Linked DNA regions of Homo sapiens: region 2 is linked to region 1. Evidence: chromatin loops called from intact Hi-C (ENCODE). Cell type or tissue: heart right ventricle. All regions are shown on one strand. Each heading gives the region's core, and the rest is flanking DNA. Links, peaks and the distances in the headings are about the cores only.

Evidence for each region. A loop is a pair of places that touch in the nucleus more often than their neighbours do. Peaks named below come from ENCODE experiments on the same cell type or tissue, not always from the same donor. Only the 100,000 strongest peaks of a DNase experiment are listed, where the experiment ranks them.
Region 2: it touches region 1 in a loop (2.1-fold over the local background); 1 of 110 quality-filtered maps calls a loop at or near these places.

Annotation. Positions count from the first base shown.
Region 1 is chr12:105,458,420-105,462,822 of GRCh38, forward strand. No RefSeq gene overlaps it. Among named protein-coding and RNA genes, the nearest start is that of C12orf75, 130 kb to the left of the region's middle. In heart right ventricle, for the core only: no CTCF peak of the experiment used is centred there; a DNase peak (open chromatin) is centred at 1,738; H3K27ac peaks cover 2,303 bases.
Region 2 is chr12:105,582,752-105,587,154 of GRCh38, forward strand. No RefSeq gene overlaps it. Among named protein-coding and RNA genes, the nearest start is that of CASC18, 120 kb to the right of the region's middle. In heart right ventricle, for the core only: no CTCF peak of the experiment used is centred there; no DNase peak of the experiment used is centred there; H3K27ac peaks cover 1,276 bases.

The DNA.
Region 1 (4,403 bases), core at 195-4,194:
ATACTTATGATCTTTACAAAATGTAAATGAGATCACACCACTCTGCTGCTTAAACTTTTCAATAAGTTTCCATCTAACCTGGAATAAAATCCAGGCTCCTACTGCAGCCTCCACTGGCCATGTGACCTGGCTACTGCTAGCCTCTCTGGCTTCATCTTCTATCACTCTCTGCCTGGTTCACCATATTTGAGTGGTTATATTTGTTATCTATGACTGTATAACAAATTACCACAGACTAACATAAACAAGAGCAATAAGCATTTAATGTCTCATAGTTTCTTTGGGTCAGGAATTAAAAGTTAGCTGGGTGATTTTTGCTCAGAGGATCTCATAAAGCTGCAGTCAAAGATCAGGAATTAAAAATTAGCTGGGTGGCTCTGTCTCAAGGGATCTCATAAGGCTATGGTCAGCATGGGCTGCAATAATCTGGAGGCTTGACTGGGGCTGGAAGATCTGTTTTCAGGATGGTCTCATTCACATGGCTGTTGGCAGAAAGCCTCAGTTCTTTGCCATGTGTATTGCTCCACTGAGTTGCTTGAGTATCCTTACAACATGGCAGCTCATGTCCCATAAATTGAGTAATTCAAGAGAGCAAGACTGAATTTGCAATGTCTTTTATGACCTGGGCTTGGAAGGCACATTCCTTCACTTTTGAAATGTCTTCTTGGTTACATAAATCAGCTCTATCCAGAGGGGGAGGGGAGTGCTTAAGGACATGAATCGCAGGAGGTGAGAATCACTGGAGGGGATCTTGGGGGCTGGGTACCCTTAAGCATTTCTCAAAAATGCCAGACCTTTCACATCCAGGACCACTGCAGTTGCTAGTCTCTCTGTTTCTGATTCCTTTCCCTCTACCTTTTCACAAATCTGGCCTCTTGTTCATCTTCTACATGTCAGCTCAAATGTCTCTTTCTTGGATAACATTTTTCTAATAACTGTATCTAAGGGAGATATTCTACCACCCCATTATTTAGATTATAGCATCCACCATAATCTGTTTACTCATTTATGTAGTGATTTACTGTCTTCCTCCTTATCTATAGAATGTAAATGCCAAGAACAACCAGGGTCTATTGTCACCCCAGCACCCACCACAAAATCTAACAAATATGAAGAGTTCACTAAATATCATTTGAATGAATGAGATGTTTAAGGCTAAGATGGGTTTTATCAGACATTTTCTCTTTTAATCAGGAAGGGGCTTGGGAATAGGATGGAAGCAAGAGGAGGAAATAAGGTCCCTCCTGGAAGCAAATTGAGGGCTGGGCTGAGGGGAAGAGGATACTGGAATGTGGCTCCTCCTTTGATGGGCACCACCAGACACCATGAAAGTCATGCTCAAAGGCAGTGTCTATTACCATAAGCTCCACTGGGCCACACCAAAATTTTATTCTGACTCCAGGAGGAGGGGATTTCCACTGGGATTCTGAAGGTTTTGCCAGAAAGTAGCAGAATGAGAAGGTGAGATGAGGTCACAGACATCTTGAGTGGAGGACGTAGTGGTGGGAATGACTGGGCGTGTTTGTGGAGAGGCCCAGGTACTAGCTTCTTTTCCCATCACTTATCTCTAGATTATTCTATCTGGGAATACCTAGAGCCAGGCAGAACAATGTGAGGAAATTTGCACAGAATGTTATCTCTGCACTTTGCCAAATAATTGGTAAACCCCAGGGAGCCGGCCCAGCCTCTGCACTGACCTGGATCCTTATTTGGAGGCAGGGAAGGAAAGCTGTCAGTGCTCCCCGGCCTCACTTGGGAGTGAAGTCCTACAGCTGGAATCCCTTCTGTGTCTGCGGCGGGGGTGGGGGCCAGGTTCAGGGCTGCTCAGTGGCCAATCCAACCTGAAAGGTATTGCTGGGATGTTTTTGTTCAGCAAGGAATCATGTGGCTTCCCTAAAAGCCTCCTCTGGGCCCCCAGAGAAAGCCTTATCTCTGTGCATGGTGTTAAAGTATGATTTTCCAAAGGTTAAAAAAATGTGACTCTAAAAACAAAACCAAAAAAGACATGCAATAACAAAAGGGATGCATGTCAAAGATTTTTTATTCAACTCATTTATTAGAGAAGGAGTAATATGTTAAAACCTGTCCAAAAAGCATGTAAGATGCTTGAGATACACACACACACACACACACACGCACACACACAGGCGTGTGTGTGTGTATATATATGTGTGTGTATATATATATGCAATTTAATATGTATTGCAATCTATGGGATATCTTCTCCCCTAGACTGAAATTATTTGCATCTGGACTAGACAAAATTCCATGAGCCAGCCTCTGCCTCTACAGAGTTGTAAAATAGCCCAGGAAATAGAAAGTCAAATTCAGCACTACAGTGAAGGAATGCTCGGTAATCTTCTTCACCTATTTCTAGAGTTCAGATAATTTTTCTGCTAATAGATTGCTTTGAAAGCTCTCTTCCCAGGTGATTTGATGACAGCTAAAAGGTGCCTCATAGCAAAAGTTGATCCTGACAGCCTGAACTGGCATCAGATTCCTTTCCATGAATATTTTCAAGCCTGTCCTGTGGGCAATAATCATAGTTCATATTATTAAATACCTGGTCTGTGTCAAACACACTGCTAAGTGCTTTTCATGGATAACCTTGTTTAATCCTCAATAAAAATCAATTATTCTGATCTCCATTTTGCTGAAGAGAAAACAGAGGCTGAAAGAAATTCAGTAATTTGCTGAGGGTCACACAGCAAGCCAGGAAATGGTGGATCCAGGATTTGAAGATATACAGGCTGATCCTTGAGCTGCAAGAAGTTGTGCTAAACACTGTATGTCATAGAGAGATTAATTAAACACTGTCCCTGCTCAAAGTCATCTTGGAAATCTCGCTTTACTATCAAAACAAAACCTCATATTTTAACCTGAAAATTGGGATACTACTCATGCCTTCCCACAAGCTGACTGAGGATAAATGAGATTATGTGGATGCTCTTTATTAACTTGAAGTCACTGGGAAGGCCACTGTTGTCATTAAGGAGCTCAAGAGCCTCATTGGGAGTGTCATCTTTTGGGCTCGTGGTAGTACAGACATTTCTGTGGGGAAGAGGGAATTTGAGGTTTTCATGGTCAAGCTCAACGATGAGCTGTTGGGGGGTACAAGCAGGGTCAGGAATAGTGATGCAAAATTTAAGGGAGTACCAAAAAGCTTAGTAATCAAGATAGATAACATTTTAATACAACGTCCTTAAAAAATAGTCACAGTCAATGTAGACAATCAATGATCAATGATGAACAAAATATCACACATTAAACCAAAGCCAGGATCAGTTTTACTGTTGTTTTTTTTTTTTCTTTAGCTCCAGTGTGACTCAGCATGGCACAAGCTAATAAGCCATTCCTTGAAGGAATTCACCGGAAGACAGTATTGTGGGGTCCTCCCAGTTGTGTCCTGGAGTGGTTGCTGCTCTTAGATACAGATCCAGATCAAGTAGAGCAATTAAAAAATGTTTAATGTTCTTTGCTACTTTTTTGAAGCATAAAGAAAAAAGAGCATATCATACCTCCCTGAATTTTCACAAAATGAGCACATCCAAGTAACTAGCACCCAGATGTAGAAAAAGAATGCTATCAGCACTGCAGGGAACCATCCCCCCCTGCTTGTGTCCCCTTCCAGTCATAACTTAAGAGCCATTTTCCGTGTGGGGACTCATTCATCAAGTAGTAATTTTTGCCTTGTAGAGATATGTGCATATCTGACCTAGGAGTGCAAACTAGATTCATACAAATACTTGGTCCATGAAATGCTTTCATTATTGGCCCATGGGCAAGGCCTCTTTTAATTTTTTTTTATTAAGGTACTAATTTACTTATTTTAAATAAGACCACAGCATGAAAAATAGAACACGGACAGCAGCTTCCATCTACCTCTGTAGAGCTCTCACATTCCTTCCCTATGCCTGCCCGCCCTGGGAGTAACTGCTTTGACTGTAGCCTGAGAGTGTACTCATAGGCAGTTCCATCTGCAGAATTTCTGACATCAGACAATCAGAGCCCTGTCCATGATGTATTGTCTGACCATCCCTTCAGAGTTCTGTCTTCTTCACTTGGGGTCCCTGGAACCCCTTTGCTTTGCCCTTGGGTAGGAGAGGCCAAGGAACAAGCCGCATGACAGGCAGTGCTAAAAAAAAAAAAATTCCAGGGGTCAGATCTGTCTGGGTTGGGGCTGACAGCTGGTTAGTGGAAGGGTGGGGACTCTAGCTAGGCTCTTCTGGGACGTGGAGGAGCACTTGCTTACGAAACCTGGTTGGGGTGAGGGGGAACCAAAAGGGATGGTTGTTGGGGTCTCAGCTGGAGGGGCTTCAGCAGCCGGAAATGGGATTTAGATGGCCAGAGTCAGGGGCATTCAAGTTTTTTGTGTTTGTTTGTTTTCAGCTGAAAAATGCAAG
Region 2 (4,403 bases), core at 227-4,226, 120 kb after region 1:
ATGGCTGAAGCGATCCTCCCACCTCAGCTTCCCAGTAGCTGGGACTACAGGTGCGCACCACCACATCTGACTAATTTTTGTATCTTTTTTGGTAGAGAGGGGGTTTCCCATGTTGCCTAGGCTTGTCTCAAACTCCTGGGCTCAAATAATTCCTCACCTTGGCCTCCGAAAGTGCTAGGATTATAGGGATGAGCTACCAGACTTGGCCAATTGATTGTCTTTTAAATATCATTTTGAGTCCAGAAGACAAAATATATAATTGAAATGTCCTGTTCACCCCTAAAACTTGGGTATAGCAGAAAAAGTACTGACTTGGACTCAACTTCTCTGACTGTCAATTTCTTCTGTGAAGTGGCAATTAGGACAGCGATTCTGCACAGCTCAGTCCAGGTTGTTGTGAATATCAAATGATATAGAAACACGGCAAACTGTTAAATGCTGAGTCAAAGGAGCTGATGGTATGACAGCATGGCTATTTTCCCCTGCTATCCGATAAACCACTGGCAAACAATAGCACTTACATTACAAGGGGTTCATTTTCCGGAATTTGGTGATGTGTGCAGGGACATGGAAAATCACATTCTGCAATTAAAATGTGCAATGCAATGCTGAGCGATTCACCTGAGCTTATACAGCTGGGAGGTGGCAGATCAAGGATTACACCCAGGTCTGCCTGACTCCTCTGAATCCTACCTTCTTTACAGGAGGCCTGGTTCTAATTCTCAAAGTTGCATGAATTGACTGGAAGCTCCAGAAGATTCTGCCCAGGAAAAGGTAGAAGGAACCAAAGAAGGGAGAGAAACAAAAATCCATTCCTTGAATTCTTAGAATGACAGTTATTTAAGAAGAGCATATTGAGACATCAAGGCTGGAAAATTCTAATGAAAACCCCCACCAACCTTCCCAACAAGCCCATGAGTTATTGCACTGAATATTTTTCATTTTGCAGATGAGGAAACTGAGGGTGAAAGAAGTTAAATAATTTACCCAGAAACATCCAGCTAATATATTGAAGGCCTGAGATTCAACCTAGGTGTATCACCTTGGATTCTTAGTTACAAACAACAGAACCCAATATTGGTTAGTGGAAACAAATAAGAAATTTTATAAAAGATATTGAGTGACCCTGGTGAACCAAACATGAAATGCTCACCAAGTCACCGGCTGAATCACTGAATTAGTTCAACACCTTATACTCCTAAGGTAACCACTAGGTCACTTATGCTAAAACATCTCCTACTACTGCCTCTGAGAGATGGATGTAGCTGTTACCACACTTGTTTAAACAAATTGTTCCTGATACCACTTTCCTTGCGTCAAATAGTTTATGGAGGCTTCTGATAGGCTGAGCCCAGATTACATGCCTGCAACTTAGCTGCAAGGGACTTTGAGGAAGTAAGCTTATGTCTTCCTTAGAGGGAATAAATTTGTCAGTCCATCAAGATGGGGAGTTTCTCAAACCCAGGAAAGTGTTCCAAGATGCTGGGGGTGCAAAGACTTTGCTTATTGTTAGCCGAATTCCTAATGCCTACGAAGTGCTTAGCATGTAATAGGTGTGTAATAAAAGCATATCAACTTATTGATCAGATAATTCTGATTTTAAAGTTCATGCCTTTAGACACTATACTTTACCTCTTTATAGATGGTCCATGATGAGATCTAACACAGAATATGTGATTGCCCATTAATGAAACTATATGAAGTCTCAATCCTGTGTAAAACTCTCTTCATTCATTCACCAAAATGTGCTGTTGTGATTTATGACTATGAGCTCTGAGAGACAAGGACATGTCTATCTTGTTTACCATTATATCATTCATTTTTAATACAACGCTGCAAAATAAATAATTGTTAAATGAGTAGACTGATAATTGAATGAGTTTAAGAGGCAAGGTAGTCAGGATTTGGGAATGCATGCTAAGGTGGTGCCAAGGATGGCATCTCGGTTTTTAGCTTGAACACCTGGTGGGAGGGTGGCTGACATTTACTGAGCATGGGAAGACAAACAGGCTCTGGAAGGGAGATCATGAGTTAGTTTTGGACTTGCTGAACTTTTATGTCTGGGAGACATGAAAGTGGGATGTTGAGTGGCTTGCTGGATATATGGGTCTGGAACTTAGGAGCAATGTCTGGAATGGAGGTATAAATTTGGGAGTTGTCAGCATTTAGCTAGTAACTAAGTTGCAGTCATAGACATGTAATCATATGATATATACAATACATAAGACTATATATGAATCTAAAAATATTTAAATATAAAATAAAATACATACATGAACCATGAAAATAGTTGAATTAAGTTATTCGTAATAATCAGGAATGAAGAATACATAATATTAGACTGAAAAGTTGATTACTGATTAACGTGAAACGGGCATCCAAATGGTAGAAATCATACACTGGAGGTTGGGATCATTTTATTACCCAGCTAGTCTGTCTCAAAGGACAACATAAACACAGAATCAGTAGGGTGTCTGTGTATCAGAGTTCCTCCTGCTATGTTACTGGACACGGAATGTCAGATATTTCAGATGGATGTTTGCTGTGGCTTAGGCATTTCTTTTGTGTCAAGGCTAGGAACATTCTGGGGAAGGAGTACAAAGACAGGGCAATGGGAAAGTTAAGCTGAGCCATGGAAGGAGGCAGGCAGGAGGTGCACAGGGAAGCCTACAGGAAAGCTCTGTGGGGACTGAGTCTCATTGCCATCCAAGGAGCTGGAGCCTGTGACCAGAGAGAACACCCCATATCCTTTCTCCTGTCTGTGACAGGGGAAAGGTGATCAAGAGGTTAACATTGACCCTTCCCAAACTTCCCGGCCTGGAAATGGGTGGAGAACACCTGTGGTGTGGGGTCCTTGCACTCTTTAATTACATGCCATCCATTCATCACTGTGATTGAGAACAACAATTATGGATTTAGACAGACAGAGCTCAAATCCTTGCCCCGTCACTAACTTACTGAGCAGCCTTTGATAAGCAACGTATTCTCCCTGAACCTCAATTTACTCACTCTGGTAAAGGGAAAATAATAGCATAAGACACATAGTGTTTTGGATATAGTGATCATCTTAAATTCTTACTTATGACAAAATTGAATCCAGCTCGGCCACTCTATTAGATGGGTAGTCACTGGCAGGTTTTGGATATGGAGATGATGAGCTCTGATTTACTATTTTAAAAGACACCCCTGATACCCTATGGGAGGTCAGAGTGGACACCAGGGGATCAGATAAGTGGCTACTGAACTAGTGCAGGCATGGAGTGATGGTGGTTTGGATCAAGATAGAAGTGAGGTAGAGGATGGAGTAATAGAGAGGCATTTCTGGATTGTTGTAAAGATTAGTGTTTATTAGGAGCTTAATAAAAAATAGTTAATGTAATAATTATAATTATGACTTTCATCCTTAATAACACTTGTCAATTGCAGAAATGTATTTGAAAATATGGCAAAAACATATACATTTTTGTTATGTATTATGTATTCAATAAATTCCTATATAGTGCTTACTATGTACTTGGCATTGTACTAAGAACTTGTTATCAGTCAGAGTTCCCCAGAGAAACAGACCTAAGAGGAGATAGATAGAGATTAGATAGATAGATAGATAGATAGATGAATTGGCTCATGTGGTTATGAAGACTAAGTCCCAAGATCTGCAGTCAGCCAGCTGGAGACCCTGGAGAGCCTACGGTATAGTTCCAGTCTGAGGCCAAAGACCTGAGAACCAGGTTCAATTGATGGTGTGAGTTCCAGTCTGAGTTTAAGTCCAAGCATCCAAAGAGCTAATGGTCTAAGTGTTAGGCTGAGTCTGAATCTCAAGGCAGGAAAAGGCTGATGTCCCAGCTTGAAGATAGGCAGAGAGAGAGAATTCTCCCTTTTTCGCCTTTTTGCTCTATTCAGGCCTTCAATGGATTGGATGAGACCCATCCACGTTGCAGGGGACAGTCTGCTTTACTCAGTCTGCCAATTCAAATGTTCATCTCATCCAGGAGCCCCCTCACAGATATACCCAGAACAATGTCTAAGCAAATATCTGGGCACCCTGGGGCCCAGTCAAGTTGACATATAAAATTAACCATCACAGCACTTTATAAGCATTAGCTTACTTAATACTTCTAACATGTCTATTATTTTCATTTTACAGAAAAGGAAATAAAGGCTTAGAGATGTTACACAGCTAATAGGTGGCAAAGCTGGGTTTCAACCGCATGTAGTCTAGGTCAATATTAAACTTGGGGGAAGAAAAAAGGATGATTCTTAGAACTAGTTTGTGACCAACTCTGCTTTTATGCCTCCTGAAGTAACTGGCTTGGAATCTCGTGCCAGGGGATTGAACAAAGCTCCTGTACAGAATTCAGCTGCCTCCTCTACACCCCAGGGCCATTTAAGGGACACCCATTTTG